Regions from separate parts of the Mus musculus genome. Here regions 2 and 3 are each linked to region 1. The links are chromatin loops, found by intact Hi-C in ENCODE. Cell type or tissue: heart. All regions are shown on one strand. Links, peaks and the distances in the headings refer to the core of each region. The heading gives the core; the rest is flanking DNA. Region 1 holds the start of Blzf1 (basic leucine zipper nuclear factor 1). Region 2 holds the start of Tiprl (TIP41, TOR signalling pathway regulator-like (S. cerevisiae)). Region 3 holds the start of Slc19a2 (solute carrier family 19 (thiamine transporter), member 2).

The links. Hi-C counts contacts between places; a loop is a spot of excess contacts. Peaks named below come from ENCODE experiments on the same cell type or tissue, not always from the same donor. Only the 100,000 strongest peaks of a DNase experiment are listed, where the experiment ranks them.
Region 2: a loop joins it to region 1, with 2.1 times the contacts of the local background. A loop is called at or near these places in 7 of 42 quality-filtered maps.
Region 3: a loop joins it to region 1, with 8 times the contacts of the local background. A loop is called at or near these places in 3 of 42 quality-filtered maps.

What each region holds. Positions count from the first base shown.
Region 1 is chr1:164,302,716-164,313,760 of GRCm38, reverse strand. Blzf1 (basic leucine zipper nuclear factor 1) reads left to right here and starts at 6,277. Exons shown (of 7, transcript NM_001160209.1): 1 at 6,277-6,614; 2 at 7,245-7,322; 3 at 11,041-11,045. The coding sequence starts at 7,283. It overlaps Nme7 (NME/NM23 family member 7), which reads right to left and starts at 6,089. Exons shown (of 14, transcript NM_138314.4): 1 at 6,007-6,089; 2 at 5,511-5,701; 3 at 823-908. The coding sequence starts at 882. In heart, for the core only: no CTCF peak of the experiment used is centred there; DNase peaks (open chromatin) are centred at 6,210 and 6,520; H3K4me3 peaks cover 2,410 bases; H3K27ac peaks cover 1,273 bases.
Region 2 is chr1:165,226,280-165,237,324 of GRCm38, reverse strand. It overlaps Tiprl (TIP41, TOR signalling pathway regulator-like (S. cerevisiae)), which reads left to right and starts at 367. Exons shown (of 7, transcript NM_145513.4): 1 at 367-595; 2 at 8,878-9,057; 3 at 9,721-9,820. The coding sequence starts at 492. In heart, for the core only: a CTCF peak has its summit at 6,416 (motif pointing right); no DNase peak of the experiment used is centred there; H3K4me3 peaks cover 272 bases.
Region 3 is chr1:164,243,386-164,254,430 of GRCm38, reverse strand. It overlaps Slc19a2 (solute carrier family 19 (thiamine transporter), member 2), which reads right to left and starts at 5,385. Exons shown (of 6, transcript NM_054087.3): 1 at 4,975-5,385. The coding sequence starts at 5,178. In heart, for the core only: a CTCF peak has its summit at 5,607; DNase peaks (open chromatin) are centred at 5,620 and 6,340; H3K4me3 peaks cover 3,341 bases; H3K27ac peaks cover 2,353 bases.

The DNA of each region.
Region 1 (11,045 bases), core at 3,046-11,045:
ATAGACAGACAGACAGATAGAGTCTGTTAAGCATTTCATTATACAGATAACAAAGCTGAACTTTAACACTGATCCATAACAATATGGTGTCCTACTGTCTCTGAATGCCTTCTAATAAATTTAGGGATTGATGTTGGCATTAAAATGCACCAACTTTCACTTTGGATTTATATATATTCATATGTTAAAGAAAGCATAAAGCCCATTGAATAAAAGTAACACAGGAGCTGGGCATGGTGGCACACGCCTTTGATCCCAGCACTTTGATCCCAGCACTTGGGAGGCAGAGGCAGGCGGATTTTCGAGTTCGAGGCCAGCCTGGTCTACAGAGTGAGTTCCAGGACAGCCAGGGCTACACAGAGAAACCCTGTCTCAAAAAAAAACAAAACAAACAAACAAAAAAAAAAGTAACACAGGAAAAGCCATAATGTTATTTTTAATTAACATTTCTTGGCTTGGGGATTTGGTAGTGGGGGGTTTGCCTAGCAAGCACAAGGTGCTGGGTTTGGTCTTCATCATTGAACCAAAAAAAAAAACAATAAACAAAAATTAACCTTATCTCATACCGATTAGTCTCTCCTCTGTGTTCCTCAGATTCTGAAACGCCTCTGAATACTTGTCTATAACAAAACAAGTAGACACAGGTGCCTAATAGCCAGGGGTTATTAAACAAAAGTCTCATGCCACATGTGGGATACCTCCATTTATGCTGTTGGTCAGAGAGAACCCAGAGGCTCCCCACACAATACCGGCTCTTGCCATTCCTCTTGGCTGTTCACCAGAGTTAGTCGATAAGGCTCTATTGCTGAAGACACTACACACCTTGGGTGCCATATATGGAGAAACCAAACTGGAACTTCTTCCCTGCTGACAGGCTCTCATACTGCCCGAGGATGCAACGCCGGCTGCTGGGGAAGAGAAGGCGTCAATAACCATCAATCTCCACATGATGACCCCATGAACTGCAATACCAACCCGCAGGCGAGACGTGCTCATCACTGCAACAACAGCCCAACCATTAGCGGGGAAACCAAGCACTCTGATCAGTTTCCAGGCCTGCCTACCAAGAGGGAACTCACGCCCAGTTAAGTGCTGTGGCTAAGGATGTTCTACAACCAAGAGGGGAACTTCCTACTGTTGCTTAGCTAAACTGACAGTGTCGAGTTGTCTTCTAAACCCTTACATTTATATCCACAGACAAATACTTCTCTCATTCTGAATCAGAGAAATATTGTTTATAATGAGCACAGGTGAATGCAGACATGTTCGAGACACTGAGAGTACGTGACCGTGAAGTGCTCCACCCTACATGTGGCCTTCATACCACCCCCTTTACGACTGGCTGCAGAGGGACAGAGAAAACGTCAAAGCCCCCGTACAGTGAGATACAGTGCTATGAAACACTGTGTCATGGGCATGACTTGATCAATGAAATCATAGCCTCACACGAGGTCTGAACACTCTTAATGTATATTCAGGATCAAATGTCACTGAAAGTTAAACCAAAGATCTACAAGCCACAGAAGCAAATAATCACAATTAATCCATTTAAACGGAGAAGAACCCATAGATATCAGATGTAAGGCCTGATAAAATCAGGCATGTTTAGCTGCCCTATCCCCCCAAACCAAAAGTGTTCTTTTAAAATATATTTCAATTAATTCTACAATTTCATACAATGTATATTGATCATCTCCATTCTCCATTCCCCCTCTAGCTCCTCCCAGATCGACCCCCAGCTCCCAGCCCCTCTCAACCTCGGGTCACTTCCCCTTTAGTAGCCAAGTCCAGTATGTGGTACATTCACCAGTGGGTGTGTGGCCATCCACCGGACCCTGTAGGTTCTGAAAACTCAACTCAAGACCAAGTCCCCCTAGTTCTAACCCTCTCCTCTCTTTTCTCTGGCCTATAACTGCTTCCACCAGGAAAATGAATCTGTAAGAGAGCTTGAGGCAAAATTAATATACTAAAGTAAATTTCTCAATAGTAAAAGTGGTCAAGAATCGTCGCAGCTTCAAATAGCTACGTCTGAAGCTTGTTTTAGATTTTCGTCCCTTCCCATTTACCCCAACTATTTCCTTCTCATTAGGAAGTAATCTTGTTAATATGAAAACAACATACTCCATTTGGATAGTACATTGGATAGTTTATGAAGTGCCCTAAGGTAATCAGGATAAATAGCAGCTTTCTGATTTCATGAACGAGAAGACGAGGGCCCCAAAGATCCCCCAGTGTCTGCCTCCTTGGTCAGTGCTGAGACCAGGACTGTAAGAAGGAGTGGGAAACTCCGCAGTTGTGGCTCTGCAGGAGGGCCTGCCACAGCAACAAGCAACCTCTTCCATACAGCTAGAAAAGAGAGGGCGGGTCGTCTGTGGGAGTAAGGAGGTCTGAAGCCAGCGTCCAGCATCCTCACCTTATACAGACAGTATACTTCAAATTCCAACACTTCATGAGAGAAATAAAAAAACAATAACAGGCAAATATTAGAGGGAAATATTAGCAATTACTTTCATTTATGTAGCATGCAGGAATCTGTGATCTTTCTCAATATCCTAAGAGCAAGAGGCCTTCTTAGGAAAAGATGAAATCTACTTTTAGATGTATTTATGTATGTATGTATGTATGTATGTATGTATGTATGTATGTATGTACTGGGCAGAAACAGCAGTTCTGAGAGTTAGGAAAGCAGCAAGCCTGGTTTGTATTCTGCTGGCAGAGTATACATTGGTAAAACTTTTCTGGGGTTAACTTGGCAGCAGATGAAAATCTTAAAAATGCACGTGACCCTACACTTAGTTATCACCTTTCTAATTTATTCTAAAGAAACAATGGATGTGTATGAGATGTACTTATTATATAGAGCGATAATGGAACAGATTAAAACACGGATTGACTCCACCAGAGAAAATGAAAAGGTAAACTGTAATTCTTAAAACTCAGCCAGGAAAAAAAAATACAAGGTTCCTGCTAAGTGAGGGAAAACATAAATTTTTCTAAAGAATTATTTATTTATTTTATGTATTTGAGTACACTGGTATCGCTGTCTTCAGACACAGCAGAAGGCATCAGATCCCATTACACATGGTTGTGAGCCACCATGTAGTTGCTGGGAATTGAACTCAGGACCTTCAGAAGAGCAGTCAGTGCTCTTAACCTCTGGGCCATCTCACCAGCCCCCACCCCAAGACATAAATTCTAAAACGATATATTCAGAGTACAATTACATTTACATGATATCTACATATATTTGTGTATGTGTGTGTATATAAAGAACAACCAAATTACAAAACAGCAATTATGAAGAGAGAAATTAGGAATCTCTGGTCTCCAAAGAGAGAGAATATTTTCTAAGAAATTTCAATAGTAAGGGTTACAGATCAGAAGAAAAAAATTGGTACTGCTAGATCAAATTAATATGGCTGAAGTTTCAAGGTAGAATCAAGAGGAAACAATTTAAATGATGAAATAGATAAAACATATGAGACACACATACACATATGCTAATACATCAAAAAATAAAATCTAAAATTCTTGCCAAGCGCCATATACTCCAGTATCTTGGGTCTGTGCCCACCTTCTCCAGTCCTCTGTTCCTCCAGAGCCTCTAATACACCTCTGCACTCACCTTGCCTCGAGGAATCCAGAGCCACCTGAGATCTTTTCTATTACTAAAATCTCAGTTTGAAAACCACATCTTGTGATGACCTTGACTGCATGTCAAACTATTTATTCTCTCTCTCTCTCTCTCTCTCTCTCTCTCTCTCTCTCTCTCTCTCTCCCCCCCCCCCCTCTCTCTCTCTCTCTCTCTCTCTCTCTCTCCCATGTGTGTGTGTGTGTGTGTGTGTGTGTGTGTGTGTGTGTGTAGGTGTGTAGACAGGGTCTCACTACACAACTCTGGCTTGCCTGGAACTCATTGTGTGTATATACACGTGTGTTGGGGCACACAAAAACGTGTATGCATATGCATGTAGAAGATAGAGGATATCCTTGGGTGTCATTCCTCATTAATTTTACATTTATGTATCATGAATGCGTGTATCAGAGTACATATATAGAAGTCATAGGACAACTTAGGGGAGTTAGTTCTCTCCTTGTATGATACGGGTCCCTTTGTTACTACTTGTTTGGTTTTTGAGACAGGCCTGGAATGTACTAAATAGGATAGGCTGGCCAACCAGTGATCCACCTGTCTCCATCTCTCCAGTGCTGGGATTACAGGCACATGCCACCATGTCTAGCTTTTGTTTTGAGTGCATTTGGGGGACTGAATATAGGTCCTCACGCTTGCAAGACAAGTGCTTCACCAACGGAGCCACCCCCAATGCTGGTTATATACTTATGTCAGTGAACAACCTCCATCCTCCACAGACACTATCACCCTATCGGCCTTTGCCACATACATCTGTCTGCCTGTGCCCAGACTGCACACGGAGGGAAGGACATCTAGCTTCCCCTCCTTTCAAAACATTTTGCTGCTTCTCAGAAAGGACTGACAGCAAATGGAGGGGAGGGGGAACCCTGAGATTTTTAATTAACTGTTTTTAGGCCTCCCCCACCCCACCCCACCCCACCCCCAGCCCCAGTTTTTCTACCAAACAGTAAGAGGACTGTCTCTAAGGTAAGCCTGCATGCCCGGAGAATTCCACTCTTCATGCTCAAGGACCAAGTTTTGATTTTGATGAATCATGAGTCACAGTAAGAAAAGTACTTATATAATAATCAGCTTAGCTGGGCGAGGTGGCGCACGCCTTTGATCCCAGCACTTGGGAGGCAGAGGCAGGCGGATTTCTGAGTTCGAGGCCAGCCTGGTCTACAAAGTGAGTTCCAGGACAGCCAGGGCTATACAGAGAAATCCTGTCTCGAAAAACAAAACAAAACAAAACAAAATCAGCATACACCACACACACACACACACACACACACCAGATCAAATGCTAACTAACTTCATGCCACAAATGGTTACAATAGATGGGAGCAAGAGAAATCAAGAGCAAAACAGATGAACGGTCACTTCCACACTTCCTTCGTTAAAGTAGAAATACGAGGCTACAGAATAGGTAAAATCATTGATTATTTGGAATCCAATACTGAATACATTGCCTCTTAGATTCTGTCAAGTGCCTAGAAAGGAGAAAAGAGGGAGGAAAGAGATTGGGTCTGTGAAGTAAAGGTTTGAAAAGGTCTCTTTGGTACCAAAGGACCAGATTGGTTAACAAAAAGGACTGCTGAACGTCAGTCAATGAGAAAGCCTCATTGTGCAGATGCCTCTTGCTAAGTCACAGCTACACCCACCTGAAGGCAACATTTTGCTCTGTCCCGTCCACCACGCACAAGTGCAGAGATGACTAAAGATGAGTTAACTAGAACTCTGTGCACTAGAGCAATGGGTACATTAAAACCATCTAAAGGCTTATTAAAACGCAAAGTATCAAGCCCCATTCCTATTCAGTCATAATTTATGGTGGTGTTGGTGAATGCTAGAACTCTCCAAGTAATCCTGAAAAACATACCTGCTAAAACACAGTGATCTGGAAAGTATGAAATGAACTAGACGCTGAGCCAGCAGACAGCTATTACTAAGCGGTCCTGGTAGGAGATGCAAGGTAGAACTCCACCGCTTGGGAGAACTGACTCCAGCACTCAGGGAGATTCAGATCCAAGTTAGTGTTGAGACAGCACCACGTCGATAAGGGTCTGCAAGCTTGAAAAACGAAAAAGATAAACAATGCAAGCTTATAAACGGTTTATTCGAAATAATTCTCATCGGGTTTTCTTAGATTCCATATCACCCCCATTTACTTTCTGTTACATTGCTCTAGCTTGAGGTCTTAGTGGCGCTAAAATGGAAATTAGGGTGCTGCAAGAAAAGGGGTGCGCAGAGGCAGAAGGAACTGCTCCTAGCGAGGTAAGAGGTGATGAAAGGCGGGGTGCCCAATCGCCCAAAGACTTGGATGTTCCGTAACCAGGGTCTCGGAGCCTTTCATAGGGCCTCCCTATAACACTTACCATAGTTTGTAGATCTCAGCACAGGAAATAGATTCCTGTACACAGGAAGACTACACCACCACCAATGATCCGGTTACTCTGGCAACGCAAGCCCCGCCTTCCTCCAGCCACTGCTTCGAAGACGCCGCCTCGAAGCTGCTTCGTCTCCATTGGCTGGGAGTAATTAGGCCCCGCCCATTCACTCAAAGATCCACCCTTTGCCTCATCGCCTGGGGCAACGCGACGCCACCTTCTCCGTTCCAACGCGTTCACTTCCGTCTGGCTGGTAGTGACCCGGAAGTTTAAGCGTCCATACCGCTTGCATTATCTATTGGTACTTTTTTTTTAAGTAGATATCTTCCAGTTTTCGCTTTCCGAGCCGATACATAGTAGACCCTGTCTCTCTTCATTTTACACACAGCACGAAGTGTCAGTTGGTCCTTGTCCTTCAGAAGAGCATTCCGGAAATGAAACCCTGTGTAATAGGAAGTGATTAGAGTGAGCGAGGCGCTGCGTGTCAGGGAGGCTTGGGCGGGTTGGCTTCCGAGTGCCAGGGGAGTTTACAAGTCAGCCGGCTGCTGAGCGAGTGAAGAGCCTGAGCGGTGGACATTGAAGTAAGGATATCACAGGTAAGTCCTGGAGCCGGCCCGTGTGCCGGACGCGGTGGGAAGAGGATGGTCTGGGCTGGAGTTCGGCAGCCATTGGTTTGGGATTTAAAGGTTGTTCTGGGAAGAGGCTCCTCCTGACAGGGACAAACTTGGGCTCATACTCCTGGGGAATGAGGCTGACAGGCTTAATTTTTCCACCTCCTCTCCTTTTAAACTCGGCACCCATGCCTCCCCACACCTTCACCCGGTGTTTCTTAGACAAGGACACTTGCTCATCGGCATCGCATGGTCCCAGCGAAGTTTCTGACTTTAAAGTCTCTGTTTGCCATTGGATAGAGTTTCAGGATGCATTCCCAGGGCAAGGATTTGTGATGTTCAGGAAGTTAGACCGGGTACTGAATCGTATACATCTAGGAACAGTCAGCTTTTAGGACGTGTGGTCACCTATTCTACAGTCTAGACTCCAGAGACCACTTAAACCTATGCCTGGGTTTTCATTATTTAACAGGTATACATTACAGCCCGTCAAAAGGAAATAATGAAGAACGTGGGTACTAAAGACAGAAACAATTAAAAAATAACTTTTAAAGTAGATGCATTCTCTGAATATATTGTTATTGCTTTAATTCTTTCGTATGTATACATCTCTAGGTCTTCGGTGAAAGTCTTGGATTGTATTCTCATTAGTTATGGAAAAAATGACTACCCTTAAAAGTTCGGAAAACAAAGGTAAGTGTTTTTGTTTTGATAATAATTGATTTGGTTTTTTGTTTGATTGGTTGCTTTTTTGGTTTGGGGGGGAGGGTTGTGTTTTGGGTTTATTTTGGAGTAGGAGGGCGTTATTTGAGACAGGGTTTCTCTGGGTTGCCTTGGCTGCCCTAGAACTCATTGGCCTTGAACTCAGAGAGCTCCCCCTTGATTATCTAGTAAGGCAGGTAATACAACTGTTCGTTTTATTTTTACTACACTGTAACTATTGTTAGTGAAAACAGATGTTTGTGCTACATGGATCAATGAAAACTATACCTATATTTGATGTCACTTGTCTGCATCCTTTAACTGTCTCGGGAGAGCAATGTGATTGTCAGTATAACAACAGAACTTTCTCTCAAGCATGTGAATAGCACTGCCATCATAGGAGGGGTGGACCATTACCTATAGGGCTCATCGCAAACCTAAAATAAACAATTTAACTAAATATTAAAATTGTAGACTTGTACATTAAAAATACAGTGATGACAGTTAATTTAGCAAACAGATAGTAAGGTCTGGGGCATTTAAATAATAAGGATCAGGTGGAAATGATTCTATGAACAAATGAATTTGGAAATGCTGGGTTGGATTGGTTATACAGGCATTTCTTAGCACTGTTAGGAAACCAGTGTATACTGTGAAACACCAGAAGCTGTGCTTCATGCATAAGTGTGCACACGCATTTGATCAAGCAACTGTTTATCCAGAGCCTAGAGAACAGAGGTTCTCAATATGTGGGCCATGACCCCCACGTATCAGATATTTGCATTACATATATACAAAACAGTAGCATAATTATAGTTCTGAAGTAGCAACGAAGTGTGCTGTTGGGGTCACCACCACACGGGGTGCTGTATTAAAGGATCTCAGCGTTCGGAAGGTTGGGGACCACTGGACTGGAGGAGAGGGCTGGGGATCACCTTTATAAAGGTTAATATGATTGTCGGTAGCATACTTTTCTAATGGAATAGCTAAACTTTACTAGGTGATAATGGTGACATTGAAAACACTAAAGCTGGGCCTTGTGGCACAGGCTTGTGATTCCAGCTACTTGGGAGGCTGAGACAGGAGGATCACAAATTCATACCCTGTTTGGGCTCCAGAGTCAGTTCAAGGCTAGCATGGGCAACCTAGGCAGATGCTGTCTCAAAACTGTAAAATGAGGGCTCCAGGACAGCCAGGGCTACACAGAGAAACCCTGTCTCGAAAAAACAAACAAAAAAAAACAACAAAAAAAAAAGCTTTGGCTAGACTGCTTGCCAGGACCCAGCTTCAATCCCACTGCCTGCCCCCATGCATGCCGAAAGAATATTGTCCTAAGATTTACCAAGAGACATCCTCAGTTTACCAGTTTATTGTTTAATTTGCATATGTTCCAGAAGATCTGTCAGACTATAACATAAAGGAGCTATGAATTACTGTTTTAATGTAGAAGGAAAAGCCAAGATGTTTTAAATTTTTTTTCCCTAAAGGTTTAAATGAAGTTTAGGTATGTGTTCATAGAGTAATAAACTCATTAAATAAACATTTGCTTTTCTTCTTTATGCTGTGCACATTTCATTAGCTGGTAAAATGAGCTGGTAAAGGTATCTGTGACTAAAGGAGCTTCCAATAGTCCAGCCTGGAATTATTCTGAAATGCTCTCGCACTTCCAGTGTTCTCCCAGCTCCCAGGCATAGAAGGATGGGGACGCCCATGACGGGACTAGGGTTGTCCCACAACAGGCGGTGGAAACTTGGTATTATCTTGGCTCATGAGTTTGATGTTCTGCCTGTGCCCAGTCATGTGACGTAGAAGTACTTCTGCTCCTACGTTTACACTGTCCTTAGTAAAGGCAGTGTTTGTCTCAGTGATGGCCTCTAATTGTGCTCTTTGCCTTCTGGAATCTAAAACAAAAGATTGGTAAATTGTGACCCTCAGACTGCTTGAAAAAGTTTGCAGCCAATTTGATGATTATAAACCGTGGCTGAATCCATGTAAATCAGGTGTCATCCTGAATAAAGTAGATTCTGTTTTTCTTATTACTTACTTAACCAAAAATGTTTTTGCCATTAAAAGAAAAAAATGGTTTTGTTTTCTCATGTGGGTGCCTAGAAACTTTCTTCAGTTTTACTTCATCATTCCAAAAGCCTACAATATTTCACCCCAGGCCTTTTACCCAAAACTCAGCAGCCCCTGTGTAGAAAGTAGACGAGTGACCTTGCTGGTTCTTCACAGTCCATCAGTCCAAGGGAAAGCCAGGATGGAGAAGCCACAACTCTTCCATGTGTTTTAACTGATTAGCGCCTGATCCCAGGTGGAAAGAGAGTGCTCCAGGGATGCAGGTGGCTCCCTCAGGGGATGGAGAGCACGGATGGGTGCTCAGCATTATTCATAATTACAGAGCTGGTGCCAGAGGTTTTGTCTTCTCACTGGAAGGATGTAATTATTCATGAATGTGCCCTGAATTGCCTAGTACATATGTAATAAAGGTTTCTGTGTGTGTCACAGGGAAACAAGAAATGATGAAAGGTAAGAAAATGCAAAGCCCTAGCCCTGCCTGCTCACCCGCGCGTTAGCCAGAGCTGGTGAGTTATTCCTGGTAGCCATGAGTTCTTAGCAACTAGAACAGTTTAAATAAACTTAAGGGGAAATTGGACTTGAAGGTTGGTTGACTGTCTTGACTGGAATTTGTTTTGTTTGAAAAGAAATATTTGTCAAATACACATTGTTTCTTTGCTTTTCAACAGACTTTGTGATTTGTCCTCAAATTTCTATTATTTGGAGTTCCTTTATTTGATTTTTTCTTTATGAGAGCTTTATTTAAACTTCTAGATCAACTATGTTATGACTTGCCTAGGAATCCATTTTGACTTGAACCAAGTATCTAACTGGAATCTTATTTGCCAAGCTCAGTGGGCTGGAATGAAGTTACTTTAGGGATGACTTTATTTTTGTTTTTGTTAACTTATAGTTAATGCATAATTTTGCACTTTTAAATACCAGAAATAGACAATTAACAGAAAAACAGATTAGATAAAATTAGACAAACCTAAACCCACATTTTAAGAATATGAAAACTAGTCAACCATAGTGCTGTGTGAAGGGGCAGAGGCAGGAAGAATCCAGACTGAGGTTGTCTGGGACTGCATGTCAGCTTTGTGGCCAGCTTAAATTACATAGGAAGGCCCTGAAGGCCCTGTCTACACACACACACACACACACACACACACACACACACCTTTATTTTTAATCTATGAAATGAAAATGTCTTATATTCCAGTGACATCATTTTAACGCTATCATAACAGAAAGTCAGAATTATATTTTATGATATTAAGTAAACTTTCTTTGGACTGTGTTTTTACCAGGTGCCAGAGTTGTTAAGCCTCTTCCAGGCAGCCTAGCTGGTTAATGTTTCTTCCAGGCAGCCGCTCTGATCTCCGCAGATCTTTGCAGCGAGGCTCCTGAGACCGACTGTAGGCCTTTATTGTTTACTACAGGGATGGAGGGGCCTAGTGAATCTTGTCGTTTTCTGGGACTTCCTGGAGCTGTTTTGAGTTTACTTCTGGCTTAAGGAGCTTCCCTGCAGGAGGGAGTGTTTCAGTCTGGGAGGAAACTGCTACAGGACAAGTAGTCTTGGTGGGTTGTTTGGTTTTTTTTTTTTTTTAATCATTTCTTTTGGCAAATGTCCTCTGTTTAACATCTTTGCTAGGCATC
Region 2 (11,045 bases), core at 1,726-9,725, 920 kb before region 1:
GAGCTACTATTTGTCATTGGCTCCAAAGTCGCTGTTGGTGCTGGGCTTCCTGAGCGATAGGGACATTGGGCATGTCCTCTTCACCACGACTCATAAGCACAAGAGGTGATGACACTGCTTGGAGCGGTCTGTAAGGAGGAGGTAAGGCAGTGAAGCACGGGGCTCTGGATCCAGAAAGACAAATTCCCACATTCACTCTGGGGTGACGTCACCCGGAGACTTCAGGGCGGCGCGCCAGAGCGACACCCCCGCGCTCAAGTCCCGCCCCTCAGCGTCTCCACGTAAGACGTGTGTCACCCTGAGCTAGTGGTCCCGGAAGTAAAACCAGGAGGGGCGGAAGAGACGGCGGAAGGGCGGGCCTACGGCGCGGCGGCAGGGGGCGGGGCCGAGATGGTAACGGACGCGCCCAGGAGCCGCGCTGCAGAGAGGGCCATCGTGCGACCGCTGCCGCAGGCGCTTGCTCCGAGTAACCCTGCGGCTCCGCTTCTGCCATGATGATCCACGGCTTTCAGAGCAGCCACCAGGACTTCTCCTTCGGGCCTTGGAAGCTGACGGCGTCCAAGACCCACATCATGAAGTCTGCGGATGTGGAAAAGTGAGGCTGTGGGGCGGGGCCGGGCCGAGCCGAGCCGAGCCGAGCCGAGCCGGGCCAGGTCCGGTTGGTGTCCGGGCTGGGGGTCTGACGGTCTCGGTGCAGCCTCACGCGGTACTTGGGGCCGCAGGCTCGGTCCCTCTGACCGACCGTTGATTGACAACTTCAGTAAATGGTCCTGTTCCCTGCTCGCGGCGACCTCTGCTTGCTGGAACTGTAGCTTCTCAGGGTTGAACTGAGCGCGGCTGTTTTGGTGGACTTCACCTAAACCTCGCCGCTCCTTTTTTTCCTACCTAAGCCTGCGCAACCTTTCTGGGCGCGATGACCTGTTCCCTTGCGGGCAATGACGGAAATGGTATTTATGTTTAGTTTTGAGCTTCTTTGGTTCTGTGGTGTGCTCTTGAGGTTCTGAACATGAACCATTGAGTACCACAGACTTCAGAGGACGTGAGACCGTGTGACGTTACTGTGTGACTGTTTAGGATGAAGATTTCAGGTTTTTTTTTTTTTTTCTTTCCTTCTTTTAGCAAATCAGGTGCTGTGATAAGCACTTGAGATAGGACAGATGAAAGAGAAAGGCCCAAGGAATTCATAGTTTCACGAGAGACCGTTATATTATTGTGTGGTTGGTTAGGATGAAGATGTATACAGGTGTGTGTGCGCGTTAGTGTGTTCGCGCGAGGGTCAGTGCACCTGGGCAGAATCTTGATCAAGTCTGGAGACTGGATGGCCGGGTAAAGCCAGCACTCAGACTGAGATCTGAGGTGTTTGGGGATGCCTATAACTGTATCCTGACAAAGTTTGGGGGGGGGGCGCCCTGGCAGAGTGTTGCCTCCCTCGTCATTGGAGAGTTCTCTGTCTTGCTAAGAAGTTTGAATTTTATATAGTAGTCATCAGGTGTAGTTTTACTCAATATCTACATGCATCGTGGTTGTGTCTGGAAGGTTTCTTGGAGGTGTTGTAGAAGATGGAGGGCTGGAATGCTGGAGAGGAGGCCAGTAAGCAGGAAAGAGATGACAGAAGCTGAGATTCAGTGCTTAAGTTTGGTAGGCAGTTGATGGAAAGAAAGAAAAAGGGAGGCTCTTCAGGACCTTTTGTTGTTGTTGTTGTTGTTTAAAATTTACATATGTAAAAGAATCCTTTTTGAAACATAAGTTGTTTCAAATGTTATTAATTCAGAATATGTTTCTAATAGAATTGTTTTTGTTGTATGAGTGTTTTGCTGCATTGCATGTGGGCCTGGTTAGGGGGTGTCGTGGGAGAGGGGGCTGGATCCTCTAAATCTTAAACAAGGCCCAAACACCTCATTTCTAATGTTATGTTTTGCCTTTAGCAAATAGATACTACCAGTGATAGAGCTGAAAGACAGAGCATTTGAAGCAGCCTACCATAACGGAGCTGCTTTTCATGTAGCTGCACTATTGTGCATGACTACTAAATTTCACAAAACCTGTTAAAAGCCCTGGAGCTACCTTTATTATTTCATATTTGCTCTAATTCAGGAAAGTAGTTAAAACCTGTATTTTACAGACTCATCTTGTGGATCTCAATCTATCATTGTACTTAATCTCTTAGTCATTTAATGTTTTCTATCCCTTAAAGGTTAAGAATAAATTTTACCTAAACTTATGGTGAAAATGCCATTTCATTGTTTTTTTTTTTTTGTTTTTTTTGTTTTTTTTTTTTTGTTTTTTTGTCGTTGTTTTTTGAGACAGGGTTTCTCTGTATAGCCCTGGCTGTCCTAGAACTCACTCTGTAGACCAGGCTGGCCTTGAACTCAGAAATCTGCCTGCCTCTGCCTCCCAAGTGCTGGGATTAAAGGCGTGTACCACTCGCCGGGCCATTTCATTGTTCTTAACCATCTTAAAAATATGCAGTTTAGAAACCTCAGATAACAACAGGTAAAATAGAGTATGCACCCAGTTTTTGTCTTAATATACATCTTAAATATTTTCCCATCTTTCCTCTAAATAATTTAATGGTTTTATAATATTTCATCATATGGTTACAAATTTGTATAACCATCTATTCTTGTTTGTTTGTTTGTGACAAGACCTCTACATAGCCCTGGCTGTCCTGGAACTATGTAGATCAAGCTGCCATCAGCTCACAGAGATCTGCCTGCCTTTGCCTCCTGAGTGCTGGGACTAAAGATATGAGCCACCATACCAGGCTTAGTTATTGGTAATTGAGACAGAGTCTTTCTACATAGTCCTGGTGCCCTGGAACTCACTATGTGTAGGTAGGCTGCCCTTGAACTTGACCTGCCTGCCCCCCCCCCACCCCCCAAGTGGTAGGATTAAGGGCTTGTGTCCCCTTGCCTGGCCGTATAACCATTTATTTTGTCCTTTATGAAAATAAACAGCCGGGCTGTGATGGCTCACGTCTTTAATCCCAGCACTCTGGAGGTAGAGGCAGGTAGATGATCTGTGAGTTGGAGGAGAGCCAGGGCTACAGGGAGGAAAAAAACAGCATACGGCCCTTTTCACTATTATAACAGAAGTTATAACCATTAGTATATATAATCCAACCTCTCTGTATTTGGGGTTATTTTGTATAGATTAGTACAGTTTATAATTTGAGTCAGAAAGTATAAATCCGATTAAATTCTTTGAATGTTTTTGCTTGATTGTAGCTCCAAGGAGAAAGTCGATGTCCTAGAACATGAGTGAGTGAGCCAGTGTGATTAGGGCCCCAGGGGGGAATGTAGGTGACCTAGAGAGCCTAGTGAGCTGGTGCTGTGGCCTCAGGGGGGAAGCTGAGTCTCCTTGAGAGCCCTGTCAGCAAGTGTTAGCTTCTATCCTCTTTCTTCAATGGGATTGTTTCTTTTTCACCAGCTTTGAAATTTCTAAGAAGTTGACAGTTGACATTTCTACCAGAAGAGTTGGTTTTTGTCCTTACAAGCAACAGGCTCTTCATTATCTTTCCTTCAGAGCTATTGTTGATGCAGTCGTGTAAAAGCACAGAGTTCAGCAGATGTGGGAGCGTAGTGCATTAAGTCACCTCCTAGGCGATATTCAAACTTTTATTTTTAAACTGTCAGGGGTCTTTGATGACTCATAAATGAGAGAAATATTCTCCATAAAGACCTGTATTTCTTTCCTCTTAAACCTAACTTGTTTTATTTAATCATATAGGTTTTTAAAAAATTATTGATTTTAATATATGCACAAAGACCAGTTTGGTGAGTCTACTAGGAAATAATTTTAAAGCTATTGGAAAGACTATAATCATGCATAGATCTTTTTTTGACTTTATGTAAAACTGTAACCTTTAAAAGTTTTATTAGCATATATTGATATGTAATGGGTTTCATGATGACATTTTCCTATGTGATTCCTGGCAATCTCCTTGTTCCTACCTAGTCCCCTTCTATTTTCTTGTAAGAATATGCTTTTTCTTTTTCCTTTTCTTTTTCTTTTTCTTTTTCTTTTTCTTTTTCTTTTTCTTTTTCTTTTTCTTTCTCTTTCTCTTTCTCTTTCTCTTTCTTTCTCTTTCGCTCTTTCTCTTTCGCTCTTTCTCTTTCGCTCTTTTTCTTTCTCTCTCTCTTTCTCTCCCTTTTTCCTTTTCTTTCTCTTTCTCTTTCTCTTTTGCTCTTTCTCTTTCTTTCTCTCTCTCTTTCTCTCTCTCCCTCTTTTTCTTTTTCTTTTTCTTTTTCTTTTTCTTTTTCTTTTTCTGAGACAGGGTGTCAGTGTGTAGACCAGGCTGGCCTTGAACTCACAGAACTGAGCTTAAAGGCATGTGTCATCACTCCTTGCAAGAATACAGTCTCTTTGGTATTATTTTACCCTACCTCATAATTGTAACTATTTAGTTCAAGAATCTAGAAGTTTTAACAAGGAAAAAGGAAAAGAAAGCCTTGTGTGCTGTCATAGAGCACTTACATAGAGCTCTTGTGCTTTATTTAGCATCCCTTAGAATTTTACTCAGAGCCAATTTAAATTGTACTTTATGATTATAACCACACGAGAGTGAGACGGAAGGGCATCATTGTATGTATGCCCTTTGCCCTAACAGTTGAATTGTTATTTTCATCTTTGTTTATTATTATACAGTATTAAGTGTATTTGTTTGTTTTTCTAGCCTGTAGTAGATTAGAAACCAGTTGAGAAGGATATGGATAACTCAGGGATAGAGCCGTCATTCTGGAGCTACTGAAGGTTTACACACTCAGTTTAACTTGGCGCAGCCCATATGTTCTTACATGTGAAGATTGCTGCCAAGAAATGGCAAAATAAGATTTAAGTTTTCTGCTTAAGGACACAGAAAAGTTAACAATTTAAATTAGATAATTTTAAAGCAGCCTTGTCAGAACCTTATCTATATATCTGCACTTATGTTAATGTTACAGTTTATCTGCAGAATTCCCAAAAGGAAAAAATTTATCTTTGCCAACAATCTCCCTACCCAGATGGAGACACTGGTCAAATCCTGGTGTATTTTAACTAGCAACTCAGATACTTAAATATACACTTTAAGAGCCTTTTATAAGGCCAGCCAGATAGCCTGCCTCCTTCCCTCCCTCCTTCCTTCCCTCATTCCCTCATTCTTCTGATTTTTGATTTTTCAATGTAGCCCTAGCTGTCCTGGAACTTGCTTTATAAACCAGGCTGGTCTCTAATTTATAGAGATCTGCCTCCTGAGTGCTGGGACTAAAGGTGTGTACTGCCACCACCACTATCCGAGCTCATTCCTATCTTCATAAAATAAAAAAACTTCCTAAGTTAGAGTGACAAGAAGTTGATAGTTCCTAGATTAGTAAGTGGCTAGCTAAGACTTGGCTCTTGGAATCCTCATCGCACCGTTAGAAGGTGTTGATTCAGGGAAGCCTGTCAGAGTAGAAGACTTAGGACCTGGCAGCCTAGGTGAATGAACAACTTTGGTGATTTATCTTTTTGGTTGTGAGCCATCTCTCTCGTCCTAGCTCTTGTAATCTAGACAACCGATATATACGTGCTTTCTTTATCTTTATCTCATTTCTTCTATGTATGCTCAATCTTTTGTGTTATAGGTTCAACAGGAGCCAGAAAAGTTAGTTATATTATGAGCAAAATGTTACATATGTCATTGTAAAATCTGGTGTAAAAATAGTGGTCAATGGCCGGGCAGTGGCGGCGCACGCCTAAAACCCCAGCACTTGGGAGGCAGAGGCAGGCGGATTTCTGAGTTCGAGGCCAGCCTGGTCTACAGAATGAGTTCCAGGACAGCCAGGGCTATATAGAGAAACCCTGTCTCGAAAAACAAAACAAAAAACAAAAAAAACAAAACAAAAAAAGTGGTCAATGAATAGTTTCATATTTCTTTTTTAAAAACCCCCACAAAGAAGTCTATAGAACATTTTTAAAAGTTTCTAAAATCAGTAAGACTTGGTTTATAAGATGTCTGGAAAATGCACTTGCTTGGAACCTTAGTGTTATACTTTCTGATCGTGAGATACTAAGACTTGCAGGTTTTGTTTTGTTTTGTTTTGTTTTTAAATTTTAGTCAAGATCTCACTGTGTAGTCCTGGTTGACCCAGAACTCACTGTGTAGACCAGGCTGGCTTCAAAGTCACAGAGATCTGCCTGCCCCTGCCTCTTGAATGCTGGGATTAAAGGTGTGCACCACTGTGTCCAGATTCAGAATATTTTTGTTGCTGCTTGCTTTTTTTTAAAAAAAGATTTGTGTATTGTATGTATATGAGCACGTTGTAGCTGTACTGATTGTTGTGAGCTATCATGTGGTTACTGGGAATTTGAATTCAGAACCTCTGCTTGATCTGGTTGGCCCCACTCGCTTTGGCCTAAAGATTTATTTGTTATTTTATCTAAGTACACTGTTGCTGTCTTCAGATCACCAGCAGAGGGCATCAGATCTCATGGTTGGTTTTGAGCCAGCATGTGGTTGCTGGGATTTGAACTCAGAACCTTCGGAAGAGCAGTCAGGGCTCTTAACTGCTGAGCCATCTCTCCAGCCCTGTTGCTTGCTTTTTGTTCTTGTTTTGATAAAAGGTCTCGCTATGTAGATCTGGTTGGTATAGAACTTGCTATGGAGTGCAGGCTGGCTTCATTAACAGATCCTCTTCTGCCTCCTGAGTGCTAGAACTAAAGGTGTCCACCAACCACCACACCTAAGTGAGACCTGTTGTCTTTATAAATATGTTTCTTCTATATGTACATTTACTATGTATTTTCTAATGCCAGCTATTCGTAAGTGATAAATAAAAAACAGCAAGGTAGCTGGGCATGGTGGTGCAGGCCTTTAATCTCAGCACTTGAGAGGCAGATGCAGGTATATCTCTGAGTTGGAGGCCAGCTTGGTGTTTTGAGGTGGAGGGGTTTAGGACAGTAACACAGAGACACCCTGTCTCAAAAAGCAACAGCAAAATAAACAAAAGACTCCCCTCCTCAAAACAAAAATAAAGCAAGGTAGTTGGGAGGAGACATTATTTTAGGTAGGATACTATGAGATCACCTCTAAAACAGTGGAATGCACACACAACACACATCTACTCTACTGCTTTCCAACCCTAGTTCCTTTATTTGTCTTTGCCTTGCCCCCTTCATGCCCCTCTTTGTCCTGTTACTTAGCAGCTTCACACTTCTGCTCAGCCTTGTGACTTCCGTTTCATGCTATGTCTGTCTGTCTCTTTAAAGATTTATTTATTTACTATGTTACAGTGTCTACTTACATGTATTCCTACACACTAGAAGAGGGCAGCAGATCTCATAGATGGTTGTGAGCCACCATGTGGTTGCTGGGAATTGAACTCAGGGCCTCTGGAAGAGCAGCTAGTGCTCTTAACCACTGAGCCATCTCTCCAGCCCCCATGCTGTGTCTTGAACTGTGCTTCTTGTGACCGTTCACTCAGAGTTCGGAAAGGAGAGAATCGCCGTACTAACTGGTCGGTTCAACCCAGAATAAGCATATTGGACCAAGTTTCCAGAGTTTGCCTTTGGTTAAGTTTTGAACTTTCATCCCTGAGTTGGAAGTTCAGGTTGTAACCAGGCTCGTTAGGCGTGCCAGCATGTACTTAGAGCTTGGTTTTCCAGGAGTGAATAAGTAACTGCCCCTAGCTTTACACAAAATAGGGTTGCTGCTAAGTGATAGCGAATGTGTCTAGCAGGTGCAAGGCTCTCCGTTCAAACTCAGGTACTGAAAACCAGAATGAGAAGTCCTTTCTTTAACTGGGACTATAAACCGGCTTTAAAAAAAAAAAAAGAAACATCTTTTATTTGTTGACATTAACTATAATTGCATTGTTTTTTCTCTTCCCTTTGGCCAGCCCTCCCATGTAACCTTCCACTTGCTCTCTCAGATTCATGGTCTCTTTTTCTTTAATTATTGTGGTTGGTGGTGATGGTGTGCATATTGCATGCATATTATATGTATTATTCTGGCTTAGTTGTAGGTTCTCTAAGATTCATGACCTCACTAGTCCCAGGTACTTGGTGAAGTTTCTAGTACTGAGCATAACTTTCTTTTGTTGAGTGGGCCTTAAGGCCAATTAGAGAGCTGTTGGTTACCACCAAGATATATGTGCCACTGTCCTTACACTTAACTCTTCCATGTTGGTTGTAGTCCAGAGTTGTCAACCCAGTTTTCAAAAGGACCAGTGAACTGGACAGCCCACCCCCTACTTAGAGGTTGACAGCTTATAACTTAGTGCCAATCAGTTGGTACTATGTGACAAAGCAGGCTTTGTGTTGGTTGGCCAACTTTTTTCATTTTCTTTTTAAACCAGAAGTCCCAATGTAAACAAAAACAATCTCATTTTTTCTTAACAAACTTTTCAAGTATCAAAACAACAATAACAATACCATTCACAATATCATAACCCAGCGGTGTGTTATTGATTTGTGGCTCTGGCTTTTTGTAGATATTCTAGTGAAGCTGCCCATCTGAGACATGTTAAAAATGGTCTAACATGTTGAATAAAGGCCTGGTGTTACACCTAGCAGTCACGTGCTCTTGAACTCTCTGGGCTTTTTCTTAGCACACAGAATGGTTTTTAAGGATCAGATTTTTACAAGTAGTGAAGTTGGAATTGGCCTTAATTATGATCACTACCAGGTTCTTCACTTTGGTTTTCCCCCATGTATCCCTCCCTCCCCACTCTGTCTTGCTGAGTTTAGTGCTGCAGAGATTTGATGATGAACAAGTAGGTGATGAGAGCATCTTACAGATTCTTTATCGTCATGGACTTCTCCACTTATCCTGGAAAGTCAGAGTTAGGTTGGGATGAGAAAGAGACAGAATTGACTCGTGAGCATAAAGGAACCTCCCTGACCTCTGCTTCTGTGCAGGTTAGCTGACGAGCTGCACATGCCATCCCTCCCTGAAATGATGTTTGGAGACAACGTTCTAAGGATCCAGCATGGCTCTGGCTTTGGAATAGAGTTCAATGCTACGGACGCACTGAGATGTGTGAACAACTATCAGGGCATGCTCAAAGTAGCTTGTGCTGAAGAGTGGCAGGAAAGTAGGTGAGAATCTGGGCAGTTACAGGCTCAACACAAAGTATTCAACAAGGATATGTGTGTTTTATTACAATTAAACTTTCAAACTGTATTATTCAAAACTCATTTTTCTGAGCCATAAAACAAAGGTTAATTTTACCACTGCTTGAAATACTCATTAGGTTAAAATATATGTGAGCTGAGCTTTGTAGGTGTTCTTTAGTCCAATCATTACAGAAACTTTAAAGTTTCTGGTTTTAAAGAAAAACATTTCTTGTAATTGAATATTTGTGGGGTATTAAAACTAAGAAAAATGTTTGGTTGGTTGGTTTTTGCTGGTTAAATTAGCAATATTTACTTTGTGCCTATTGAATATATACTATATGCTTTGAAGGACAGAATGAAATGTGAGCTTTGAATCATGTCTCAGGAAATGTAGGACGACCTAGAAAGAGTATATCAGCACATGACAAGTTAAATAACAATACATGTTCAGAAAACATGTATTGTTACTTAGAAAGGTTGGTTTTATGCTAGTGAATGATAGTATATGCCTTTAGTAGGATGTTTTATATTGTATGTGTGTTAGTAGGGTATTTTATTTTATATATATAATGTGTTAATTTGGTGTACATATGAACACTGATATATATTCTAAATTTTATCGTCCTTTTTGTTTTGGTATTTGAGGACGGAGGGCGAACACTCCAAAGAAGTTATTAAACCATATGACTGGACCTATACAACAGATTATAAAGGAACGCTGCTTGGAGAATCTCTTAAGTTAAAGGTAAATCTGAACCTTTGCTTCATATGATTCATATAATCATTAATCTTGGGAGATAATCTTAGCACTACATCCTAGTTGTGGTTATTATTTTCCCAACTCCTTTCATCCTGCTTCTTGCTTGTGGCAGACTTTAGAGCTTAATGTGAGAGGTTTTGGTGTATTATCATATTATTATAAATATTAGTTAATTAATTAGTGGAAAAGAAGACTATTACAAGATTTTCCTTTTTTCTCTTTTTGAGATGGAGTCTTGCAAGGCTGGTATTGAACTTTTGGGCTCCTCTTGCCTTGGTCTCCTCAGTGTCTAGAACCACAGGCATGCATGTTCTGCCTGAGAGCAGTAGTCTTTCTTTCTTTTTTAAATTCAATTATTTAATTAATTTTTTAAACAATATTCTTTAAAGTAAGGTTGGTAGATGCTTGCTTTGCCATGGTGTTAACAATATGACAGCCAAGAAGCGTCTGTCCCCAGAAACGTATTATTAGGTGAGTTAGATAGAAACTGCTAGCTAGAAGCTAGTTTTACATATGAACAAACAGTTGAACAGAAAACTTATATATGCTTGCACTGATTTTAAATTTGGTATGACTTTAGATAGTTAGTTACCTCTCTCTTTCTTTCTTTCTCTCTCTCTCTCTCTCTCTCTCTCTCTCTTTCTTTCTTTCTTTCTTTCTTTCTTGTTTTTTTTGTATTTTAATTTTTGAGACAGGGTCTCGTGTAGCCTTGGATGGCCTACTCTATTTAGACCAGGCTGGCCTTGACATTTGCCTGCCTCTGCCTCCCTGGTGCTGTGATCTAAGGCATGTGCCACCACACCTGGCTCTTTAGGTGAGGTATTTAATCAAGGCTAGTGACCATTGCTGGCAGGTTGAGTAAATGATAATGCTTACCCACAGCGGAGTTTTATATGAAGAGTTCACAAGCAGATTCTAATTATTACCTGTTCAAGTGTTGTTAGTGTTGAGTTGCATCTGTATAATCTCTGCTCCAGAAAAGCTTCCCCGAGAGTGTGGAACCGCTGTCTCTACAGCAGCTACATTTTTAGGTCTTCTAGTAGGACTGAGGTGAAACAAATGTGGCTTAGGTTGTGTGTCTGACAAGATTGTTCCATTTTAAAGCATTTTCCTTAAAAGTTATTTAGGGCTGATGAGATAACTCGGTGAGTAAAGGCATGGCTGCCAGTGACCTTTGCTTGGTGGCCAGAGAGAACCTGCACCTTCAAGT
Region 3 (11,045 bases), core at 928-8,927, 57 kb after region 1:
TACAGATATTTTCAGTTGTGTTCCAATGAGCAACTCCCTGCTCCCCTGTACCCCTGTTCTCCCAGATACTACCCTCCACCTGGTCTCTAAAATGTGACTGTCTCCTATGTGACATGGTCCCTTACCATGTCTTTCTCTACCACAAAACTTTTGGCCAATAAACCTTTCCTTAAACGGTATTCTTCACTGAAACTATGGTCTCGCTGCACAACGGGCTATTACTGGACCACACAGAAGAATGAAGCCGGGTCACCTGCAGCAACACGGATAGAAGCAGAAGCTATATTTTAGGTTAAGTGATCCAGACACAGAAAGGCAAATGTTACATGGAAGCCAAAACAAGCCAGTAAAAATACCGCACAGAGATTACCTCAGGCTGTGAGCATAGTTGAGACAGTCGTTCCACTATGTTCTGGAATGGCTGTACTCAATCACAACTGATTATATATTTTATGAGTTTATGAATAACTGGAAGGGAGCAACTCAAGGGCTCCAAATATAAGGAAATGGTGGAGAGGCGAATTGTTCCGATGTGATCGCTGAATCCCATATGCACGTGCTGAAGTTGTTACAGTAACAAATGGATACATACAATTATGTTACTAAAACGTTTTAAGATATTCTCTATCACTTACTTCAGCACCCCATCTTCTTGCGTTCCAGAGTTTTGGCCAACAGTTCAGCCTGGTAAAACTTTGTTTAGACATGGAACTTTCAGAAGTAGCTGTCCTTAATTAATTGCTAATGTTCCATTTCGTAAGTCCCATCCTTTATCAATTGAAAGGGTGTGGTGGTGCATGCCTGTAGACTGAGGCAGGAGGACCATTAAGTAGTTCAAGGCCAGTTTGGTAACACAGGAAAGCCTTGATTCATAATAAATAAATAAATAAATAAATAAATAAATAAATAACCCTCATGAGGTTAGTGCTACACCAACACAAACCCACAATTTGAATAATGAAGATGAGGGAAAGTAATACTACCAGTAACACTGCCATGTCAACTAAGTACGCCAAGGGATGGGGCAGGTGGAACACGGGAGACCAGATGGGCTAGCTTTAACTCCCTCTAATTAAGTGATCTACGTTTATTCTTACAAGGAACAGCAATCAAGAAAAACAAAAACAGAAACCTCCTCTCCCACTATCAAAAGAACCATAGCAGCACATCTCCCACATACCATGCTGTGAACTTGACCTCAGCTATTTCCAGTTAATCCAAACAGTCCTAAGAAGCAACTGCTTTACCATCTCTGTTTTACAAGAAGGAAACTTGGTGTTGGAGAATGCTGCATTACACAGTCAGGATTGGCAGAGAATGATATTCCCAACCCAGCACACCAAAGCATCTACTTTCTTCAGTCACAAAACTGCTAGTGATTCCGAACGCCCGAAGTTTCCTTCTATCGCTTGCAGAAGTTTTCCCATCTCTACGGAGGGAGACCATGACAGGGACTCCTCAGAGACAGAGACCACATAGTCTGGAGAGGTAGGTCTCAAAGGACATTCTTTCAAAACATTTCTGATAGAGAAGTCTTAACAGCAGAAAATCTTCCTTTAATAGATATTTGGCTCTTGAAGAACAGCTTCTCACAGGCAAAAACAAACAAAGGGCACACATCCCCTTATTACCTTTCTGTTGGCTAGCTCTCATCCCAGGCAACACCCACCACGAGATCAAAGGGAATCAATCGATCTGTTCTAGTCAAAGTGCCTTTCACAACCTTGGGCAGAACTTGTTTGTGTGCATTTTCTTCTGGGAGATATGCTACGGGAAAGTAAATTGTTCGGTTTTAAACCAATTCCCACGTTGACTGAAGAAAACCAGGTAAAGAGCTCTGTGACCCTACTTGATGAATACATATTTACATAGCACTACTTAATCTGTATTGAGATTTTAAAAGAATGAATGAATGAACCTTTAGTTCCAGGAGTTCTGAGCCAAGTAAGAAACATGTACACACACAGAATTTAAAATGGAAACTGAAAACATGGTGGGTCCAGAAAGATAAGGAAGATAGGAAAAGAACCCACAGACAGACAGACAGACAGACAGACACAGACACACACACACACACACACACACACACACACACACAGAGAGAGAGAGAGAGAGAGAAAGATTATCTCAAGCAGAGATCATACTTTTGAGTACTGGACCATACATAGGTGAGTTGGTGAATATACTAGATTTAGAATTGTCATATGAATGAAGCCTGGATGGACTAAAAGGGCAAAAGGAATCTCCAAGGCTCAGAGTGTCAAGCAGAATATGTGAAATGGTTTTACAAGTCAAAGAAAAGCAGTAAACATCAAAACCGAATGCTACCAAGAAAAGTTAAAACACTTTTCAGAGATAAAGAATTCTGTTGGCTACAGCAATAAACAATCGTAATCCCAGACAGGCTGAGGCAGGAAGATCATAAGTTTAGGAATACTCTGAGCAACTTTTCAAGAACATCCCTAAAAAATGGTCAACAAGACTAGCTAAGGCTCAGTGGTTAGAAGCATCAACTACTCTTCCAGAGGACCGGGGCTCAGTTCTCAGCACCTATGCCAGTTGGTTCATATCCACCCATAACTCCAGCTAAAGGGGTTCTGACATCCTTCCTCTTCTGGCCTTCACAGTCTCCCATACACACATGGCAAACACTTACACGGTCCTGCACTAACTACAAAATTAAAAAAGAAAAAGTCTGGAAATGTAGCTCAGCAGTATAGCAAAAGGAGCCAAAGGAGCCCTGGATTCAGTTCCTAGCATAATAAGTAAATAGCTTTTATTAATGTTTGGCTTTTAATGATTGGGACATAGTCCAATTAGAACCTGCCTCAATCTTAAAGTGGTAAAATTCTAGAATGGGAATGGAGAGGGGAAATTCTGCCCTTGAGCCTTAGGCACTCAGCATGATTTAAGATAACCCAGGTTGGCACTTCTGATGTCTTCAAGGGAAAAATATAAACTTCAGTACAAATGTCACTGACTATAACCTGGGATTTACTTTGCTTAAAAATCATTCAATGTTTTATTTAGCTGTCCGTTGCTGAAAGCAAGTGCTCATTCGTGAAGGACAACAGTGGTTCTATTTCAGCTACTAGGTTTTCGTTTTGTTTTTAAATGTAGGATTCTCAACCTGGAAAGAAGGGCTACACTAGCATTTTAGCAAAGACTCCAAGATCCCACATCCCAGATCACTAGATTTCTCTTTAAATCCCCTTGCCTCGACTACTTGGCACTAAGACAAGCATCCTTGTGTTGTCGTACAATGAACAAGCATTTGCTGGGCCCAGCACGCTGCTATACTCTTATACCCCCTATATGTAAGGCCTGCTGAGAGGGCAGAGCATGCCATACTGCAGCACACAGCAGCTCTTGATCCAGGTCCCCTGACAAAACATATCAACTTTCAAATATCAACACCAAGAGCACATTTCTCCTCACATGCTTCTGTCAGGCAAGGACATACACTGTGCAGATCGCACAGCAGTTTGCATGCAAACTTGCTTACTCTGCTCACATGCTGAGTCATGTCTGCCTCAGGGTCTATACCTCAGGTTCAGTGGTTGTCCTGGGTCTCCAAGATCGCACTTTCTTATAACCACAGAGCAATTTTCTTCTTGGAAAAACCATTCTAAATCAGAAGGCTTTATCTTTCTACTGTTGGCTTTAACCAGCACCAAAATACACATGGATAATGAATAACTGTGACATGATCCATAAGACTAGGGAGCAGGGTGTAACATTACGGCAGAAGTCAGCTGTACTTGCTAAATGTCAGTGGATCCGGGATTCCACACTGACTCTCAATTCTTTCCCAGGTGACCTTGAATAAAGGCACAACAAACTGGACTCTGAGTAATTATATCCTGCCAGTCTGAAATGGGTCTGGTAGTGTCACCTCTTGCTCTGACCTGGCATGCCAAGTTATTGAGTTAGTTGCTCCTCAGAAGTGATGACTGACAGGAAATGACAGGGAGGCTTAAATGGGAGTCATATTCTACAGCCACCTGGGCAGGGAAGCAGCGCGGTAAGGAAGGAAACCGGGTATAGGAAGAAGGTGGCAATTATTCAGCATCCACTCATCTGACAGTAGGGAAAAGACATCGGACCTGAGCTTTCACTCTTTTGGATACTCAAGGAAAGGGTCCTGGAGCAGCAATCTCCATCTACAAGCTCCTCTGACAAAACCAAGTGCCGGGATAATGAGCTTTAATCACAGGAGTTAGGCACATTTCTGAAGTATACTATGCACTTCTGTGGTGCTGTGCGTACAAGTTTGTATCTTGAATAAATGTCTGCGCAGGAGTTCTTGGTCATGGCCCATGTGCATCACAGCCCTCAAAAACACCTGTACGGAGGATAAAACCTGTAGGTGAAGCAACACTTCACCATCCGAGAAAAGCTAAGTACCAATTATATGACACCGTCTGTTTTCATCCCAGAGACGGACTTCAGAGGGTGCAGTAAATCTTTGGACACAGTCTTACCTAATCAAGCACCCATATTCGGATGGCGTACTACTGTCCTGTATTGTCCTTCTGTAATAGCGCGTATCTATCTTGTCAGGGGTAAACAAAGTCAAGGAGGGGAAGGAAAGGGGGACCCTCTCACAAAAACAAAGCCAAATAACATCCATCCATATATACATACAAACACTCATATGTACATATTCTACTGAAAGTCGAGTTTACTGTTTTCTTTATCCACGCACTGTCCCCGGTCCCCAGCAGCTCCCACAGGACTTGTCCGGGCAGAACCGGGTTATCCACATACGGCCTGAAACACACATGCACGTGGGCTGCGGCCCATCTTGCTTAGTCTCGCACGGAACGTGCTAGAAACGCAAAGAGTAAGGCCACTTTTCCAAGCGAGCAGAAATCCGAACAGATATCTGCGTAGCCCGCTCCGGGACTCCGCCGCCAGACCCTCCACAAACATCTGACATGCTCGGCCTCCCCGCCTGCCGCTCCTGCCTACCTGTCTCTCGGTCAAGTTCTTGTCGGGTCCCAGAAGGTAGGGCGTGAGGAACGGCTCCGACGGCCGGAGGTTTGCGAAGAAGCCGTAGGCGCAGAGCAGCGCGGTCGGCAGGAACCAGCACTCGCGAGGGACGCGGGCAGTACGCAGAAGCATCCTGGCCGCCGCCGCCGCCGCTCGTCTGGACACCCTGGCTGGCACGTCCATCCTGGGCGCGAGGGGCTGGACGCCGACACGGCCCCCTCCTCCTTCTCGGCCAACGGGAGGGCGCCCGAGCCGCGAGCCCGCGCGGGCACCTGTAAGCGTGCGCGACGCCGCCTCGCGCCAGGGTCAAGGTGCTTGGAGTCCCCACCGCCCGCCGGCGGCCACAGCTCGCTAGCCGAACGCCCTTTCCCTAAGTCCGCCTCCGGGTCTGGCCCGCCACCCCGCCTGGCCCCGCCCCCACGCCCCGCCCCGACCGCAGAACGCCCTTTCCCTAGGTCCGCCTCCCGGTCTGGCCCGCCTCCGCCTGGCCACGCCCCACGCCACGCCCACCCACAGCAGACGATCACTAGCCACGCCCCCGGGAACCTCCTCCTCGCCAATGCCTCCCGGCCGGAGCCAACCTCCCTGCTTCCCTATTGGCCAGTGGCTCAAAAGACAGAAAGGCCGCTTGGGGCTGCGCGCCCGGGCTCTGACGTGAGGGGTTCTGGGACATCGGACTTTTAGGGGCCATGTCTGGACTCTGTGGCGAGGACCCTACACACCCTCCCTGGTCGGATCGGTCACCAGGCATTTTCCGATCACACGTCCGGAAGGCTCCCTAGAGCGGGATCCCCGGATGTGTGCTTCATCGCAGCGAGTCTGCTCAGTCTTATCTGCCAACCTACTGATGTTGGTCCTCTGCCCGGGACACATGATGACACAGGCTTGCAAACCTTTAACCTTGAGGCGGGAGAATGCAATCCCTGGGCTCCAAGAGCTTTTTGTTGTTGTTGCTGGGTTTGATTTAGTTTGCTTTTTTTTTTTTTAACATTGTCTTTAAATGTGGTAGAAAGACACAAGCTGGACCTGAGAACTGAGATTTGGGGCCTTTTACTATAGACAGAAAGAAAACGAGGATGACCGAGTTAATCAGCAAGAGGCTTTTGCTTTATTTCGTCACTTTTTGTTGGCAGGATACAAAGAACAATTAACTAATATATCCTATGGAAAGGAAATCGCCCTAAAAACCTAGGCCCTAAAATGGGCTCAAGGTTTCAGGAAGTGTGCCGCTCACGAAATACCCACAGGGTTCAAAAGTAAAAGCAGCTAACCCCCACCCTACACTGGGAGGTTTCTGTCTTCTCGGTCCATCCAGACAGGCTAATCACCCCGTCTTTCTCCAAGGGAGCCTGCACTCCCCCTTTCCTACTCTTGGCTACAAAATCTGGCTCAGACCATGCGCTGCTGGCTCTCCAGCACCTCTGGTCACAGCGACTCCCAGTCTTGAGATTCACCTCTCAGACTGCTGTTGTTAGTGAGGGCGATCTGAATTTTCATTCTTTCATTTCTGCCTGGGTCACTGCGTCTCCAAGGAGAAGGACCAACTAGACACCTGAGGGCTGGCAGGCAGGACTGAAAGGGCTCACTGTGCGAACCTCCTGGGTTCCCATTGAGCGATCCTTCACTAAAACACTTCACTAAAACAGAAAAACGAGGCAATAAGAGGGCAGGTTGTTGTCAGAAGTTTTTCAAGGGCAAACCGTGGCAGGAATCCCCAGCGCTTTCTTTCATCGCCCTCTGCATGACTTTTTGCTGGACTCACAGACTGACTCTGTCCCAATATCAGCAGAATCGAGCTGCACGAGTGAATACACAAAATGTGTGCGTGGAGCAATTTGCCAAAATGCAAGGTGTGGTGTTGACATCTTTCAGAGTCTTTTGAAGGGCTGGCTAGGAAGACTTTATTCCTTTTAGCCTCCAGAGGCTATATAACCTGTGATGATATCAGTTTGTAAGCTAAAAGAGAGTGTGCCTGTGTGCTATATTTCAAATTTTCTCGGTTCAATTTACTAAATTGATAATATCAACCGTTCTAAGTCACCAAAATCAAACGTCTCCTCGATGACAAGAGCTCCGAGACCAAAAAGCTTGAGGATGTTTGGTCTATTAAATGTGTAGTCACCTAAATTTCCACCATCATATCAGTTTCTCTTCACAACTATAGAGATAGAGCTGGAGCAGTTAGTTCTCCTGGCTGCCTTGCACGGACATGTATTTTAGTAGAGAAAAGGGAAGAAAAACAAATGAACCAACAAGCTGATAAGGGCTTTGCATTGAGATGTCTATCTTTTAAAATCAACTTTCTAGTCTTTTGTTGAGGCTTGAAACCCTATGGAATCTATACATCACCTTGTTATAGATCGAATATTGAAGTTTCTAATCTTCGAGATGAGTCTGGATATAAAGCAGTTTCTCCTGAATTGGGCAGAAAATTACTTCTTACTTTTCTGAAAGAGGTTCCTAAGTAGGCAGAATTCTACCAAAATGACTCTTGTCCTTATATAATCTCTATCTACTTGAGTGTAGCACGAAAGCTTATGGATTTGATGAGATAATACTCTCGTGATTGCACAACATTTTATAACAAAAATGGAATTATCTAGCTAGCCTAATCACAGAGGCCCTTTGTAAGCAGAGAGTTTCTTTCCATGGTAGCAGAAAAAGAACCCAGAAGGGTTTATTTGAAAGGTCAAAAGGGTTTGACCTTTTACTGCCTATGAACCAAGATGAGGGCAATCTGTGACAATGGAGCGTGGGTCCTGGCTGACAGCAAGGAAGCCAGTACCTCAGTCCTACGATCACATGGAACTGAATCCTTCTAAAATTCTTAAGAATAGTAGCACACATCTGTAGTCCACCATATGGTAAACTGAATCAGGAGGATTTCAATTTTACAGCTAACATGAATAACATGGGAAGTTCGGGGACAGATACTGTACATAGTGAGAACCTGTCTCACAAAACTACCACTACCACCGCCACCCAGCACGTCAGAGACCTTGGAGTGCAGTCTTCCTCAGAGCCTCCAGAGGAAAGTCCAGCCAACATCTTGGATTTAGCCTATGAAATCCCAAACAGAGATCCTACCTACCTAAGCCCATCTGGTTACACTCCACTGTGAGCTAAGCTGTTGTAATTGTTTTCAGATGGTAAATCTTTGTGAACTTGCAACAATAGGAAACTAATGTTGAGCTAATATGTATGTATGTATGTATGTATGTATGTATGTATGTATGTATGCATATATGCTCTCATCCAAGTATTAACGACTCCAACCCCATTTAGCTTCTGAGATGAGATAAAGATGGGCATGTTTGGACAATATGGTCAGAATATAAATTTCTAAGTTAAGGTTATAGTAAGACAATGCAAAATAAGCAATGTTGAAACAGACAGCTCAGCGGCTTAGTACATTCCTAATACTAAGCCATTGCCCCTTTCTAGTAATAAGAAATGTTTTCAACCACATAAGCCAATTCACACTCAAGAAGCTATGAGTCTCCACTGACCCCTTACCCACAATGCCTGGGAACACTATAATGTGCCTGTGTGTCTAACAATGTGTCTGCATGAAAGTTTCATACCTGCGACCTTTCATCTCTGGCCTCTTTCCCTTAGCATAGGACTTTATGTTTCACTTATACCTTAATGTAAGTCAACACTTTCTGTTCGGTAGTTGAGCCCTGAGCCATATCTATACACTCACCAGTTAATGGGCATTTGGTTTGCTTTCACGTTTTGAGTGAAACGTGAGTTATAAACTTGCGAGTGAGTGTGTGTGTGTGTGTGTGTGTGTTTGAATGTGTGTTTCCGAGGAGAGGAATTGATGCCTCATTTGGGAATTCTGTTTTGTCTGAGGAGCTGCCAAACTGTTTCCCATAGAAACAGTACCATATTCAAGCAATATCCAAAGCTTCCAATTTTTCTACATCCTCATCCATGTGTATTTTTCTTTCTAGGGGGTAGCCTACCTAGTCAGTGTGATGTGGTAGCTCATGGATTCGGTTTCTAACCTCCCTAGAGAGTGATAGTGTTGATGTTGATAGTGTTGAGCATATTTTCCTGTGTGTAGTGACTATCTGTCTATCTCTAGGTCCATTCAAGTTCTTTGTCCCTTAAATTGTTTTCTTTTGTTATTGAACTACAAGTGCTTTTTATGTATTCTGCGTACTATGTTCTCCCATGAAATATGGATAAATAGGATATTAAGAGATTTTTTCTCTCACTCATATGTGGGAATATATGTTTTGAAAAAAAGTAAATTTATGTTTTACACCTTTCTGGTTTTTGTTTATCTTGCTGAGGAGTGCTATGTGGAGAGCATGCAGAAGTATAATAAGGTATACTTCTACTACCTTCTATACAACAATCCGTTGTGTGGATGTACTTTGATTTATTTAAGCATTCCATATTTGTGGCACTTATAGTTCTAGTTGTAGGTCATTAACAGTGCTATAATTAAATCACTGCACAATATATGTTTATATATGCTTAATTTCATTTATTCACTGAATAGTTGAAGAATACATATTTAGAAATATTTAAAATAGTTTTTAAAAATTTAAATAAAATTTAAAAAATTAAAACACAATTTAAAAAATAGGTATGTCTCAGTTGTTCTCTACAAAAGCTAAAGCGGGGCTAGCTTACATTTTCACTAGCAAATATAAGAGCATTTGTTTTGAGAGCAGTTGAAAGCAGATTCTTTTTGTAATAGCTTTATGAACTCTTTGAGAATTTCTTACAATGTATTTTAAGCATTTTTCGGCACCCTGTACGTCAGCTCCTCCCAGTACAGCCCTCTCCACCCTCCCATTTCTCCCTATCCACCCCTGAGATTACTCCTAAAGGCCGAGTTCTTTCCTTGCTGGAAGGAATGCAGGCAGAGAATGTTGAAGGACAAGAGGGGTCGGGTTTTGAGTTTCTCTAGTAGGTGGAAAACAGTAGTTCTCACAAAACTAGTAAAGATTTGGGCCCACAGGAGATGTTTGTCATTGTCTGGAGATATTTGTTTATGGTCATGATGAAAGGATAGATGTTCCTAACTTAAAGCCAGGGAGTCTGCTAAAAATTCTACAGTCTCCGAGGAAGTCCTTTCCACAATTACCTAGCACAGGTTCACTACTGAAGATGAGACAGCAGATAAAAAGTTGAGAAATATTGGTATGTAGATTTGAAAACAGGAAAATAGGATGCTTTCCTAGCATGTGAGAGACTCTGAATTAGACTCCCCAGTATTATAAAATAATGATAATAAATTTGAAAACATTTATATTTGTATTTAGCGTCTTTCTGTTTCTTTCTGTTGTAGCTTCTTTCTGTTTGTATTTGTAACTATGTAGATGTACCCTTCTATAAATACACTACTCCTGACCTTTGCCCATTTTTCTTTTGGTTTTTCTATCCTTATTTTTAAGATCCCTTCTTATTTTATAAATAATTTATTTTTTATCTTCATTGAAAAGATCTTTCAACTATAATTATTTTTAATGGATATTTTTTTTTTGCCAAATTGAAGGTAATGTCATAGATAATAAAACATGGTCTCAACAAATTGTCAGACACACCATATTCATATAATTAAATTGTTCTTTTCCCCAAAGTCAATTTATAACCTCAATAAAATTCCAGCAGGGATCCAAGAAATATTCAATTAAGAATTCAAAAGTACCTCAAAATTTATATAACACAATAAAAAATGTCGAAGGATAGTCAGTAAAATCATACAAAGGAAGATTACTAGTGGTGTTCTGCCTTATCAGATATCAAGACAGAATTTAAAAGCTTTGGGATCAAATAAATTTGACAATATTCACAGAGTAAACAGATACAAAGACAAAAACAGAACAGGGAACTTGTAAATTCGTCTTTATGTCTATGAGAATTTAATTCATTTGTTCAATTGAATGAAAATAATGATAATTTAATAAACAACATGGAAAAAATTGTCGAGTCATGTTTGGAGCACTCTTTTTGTTATATTCCTAGAACATGAATCCAGAGCCTGGTGTGTGGTAGGCAAGCACTCTGCCAATGAGATACATCCCCTG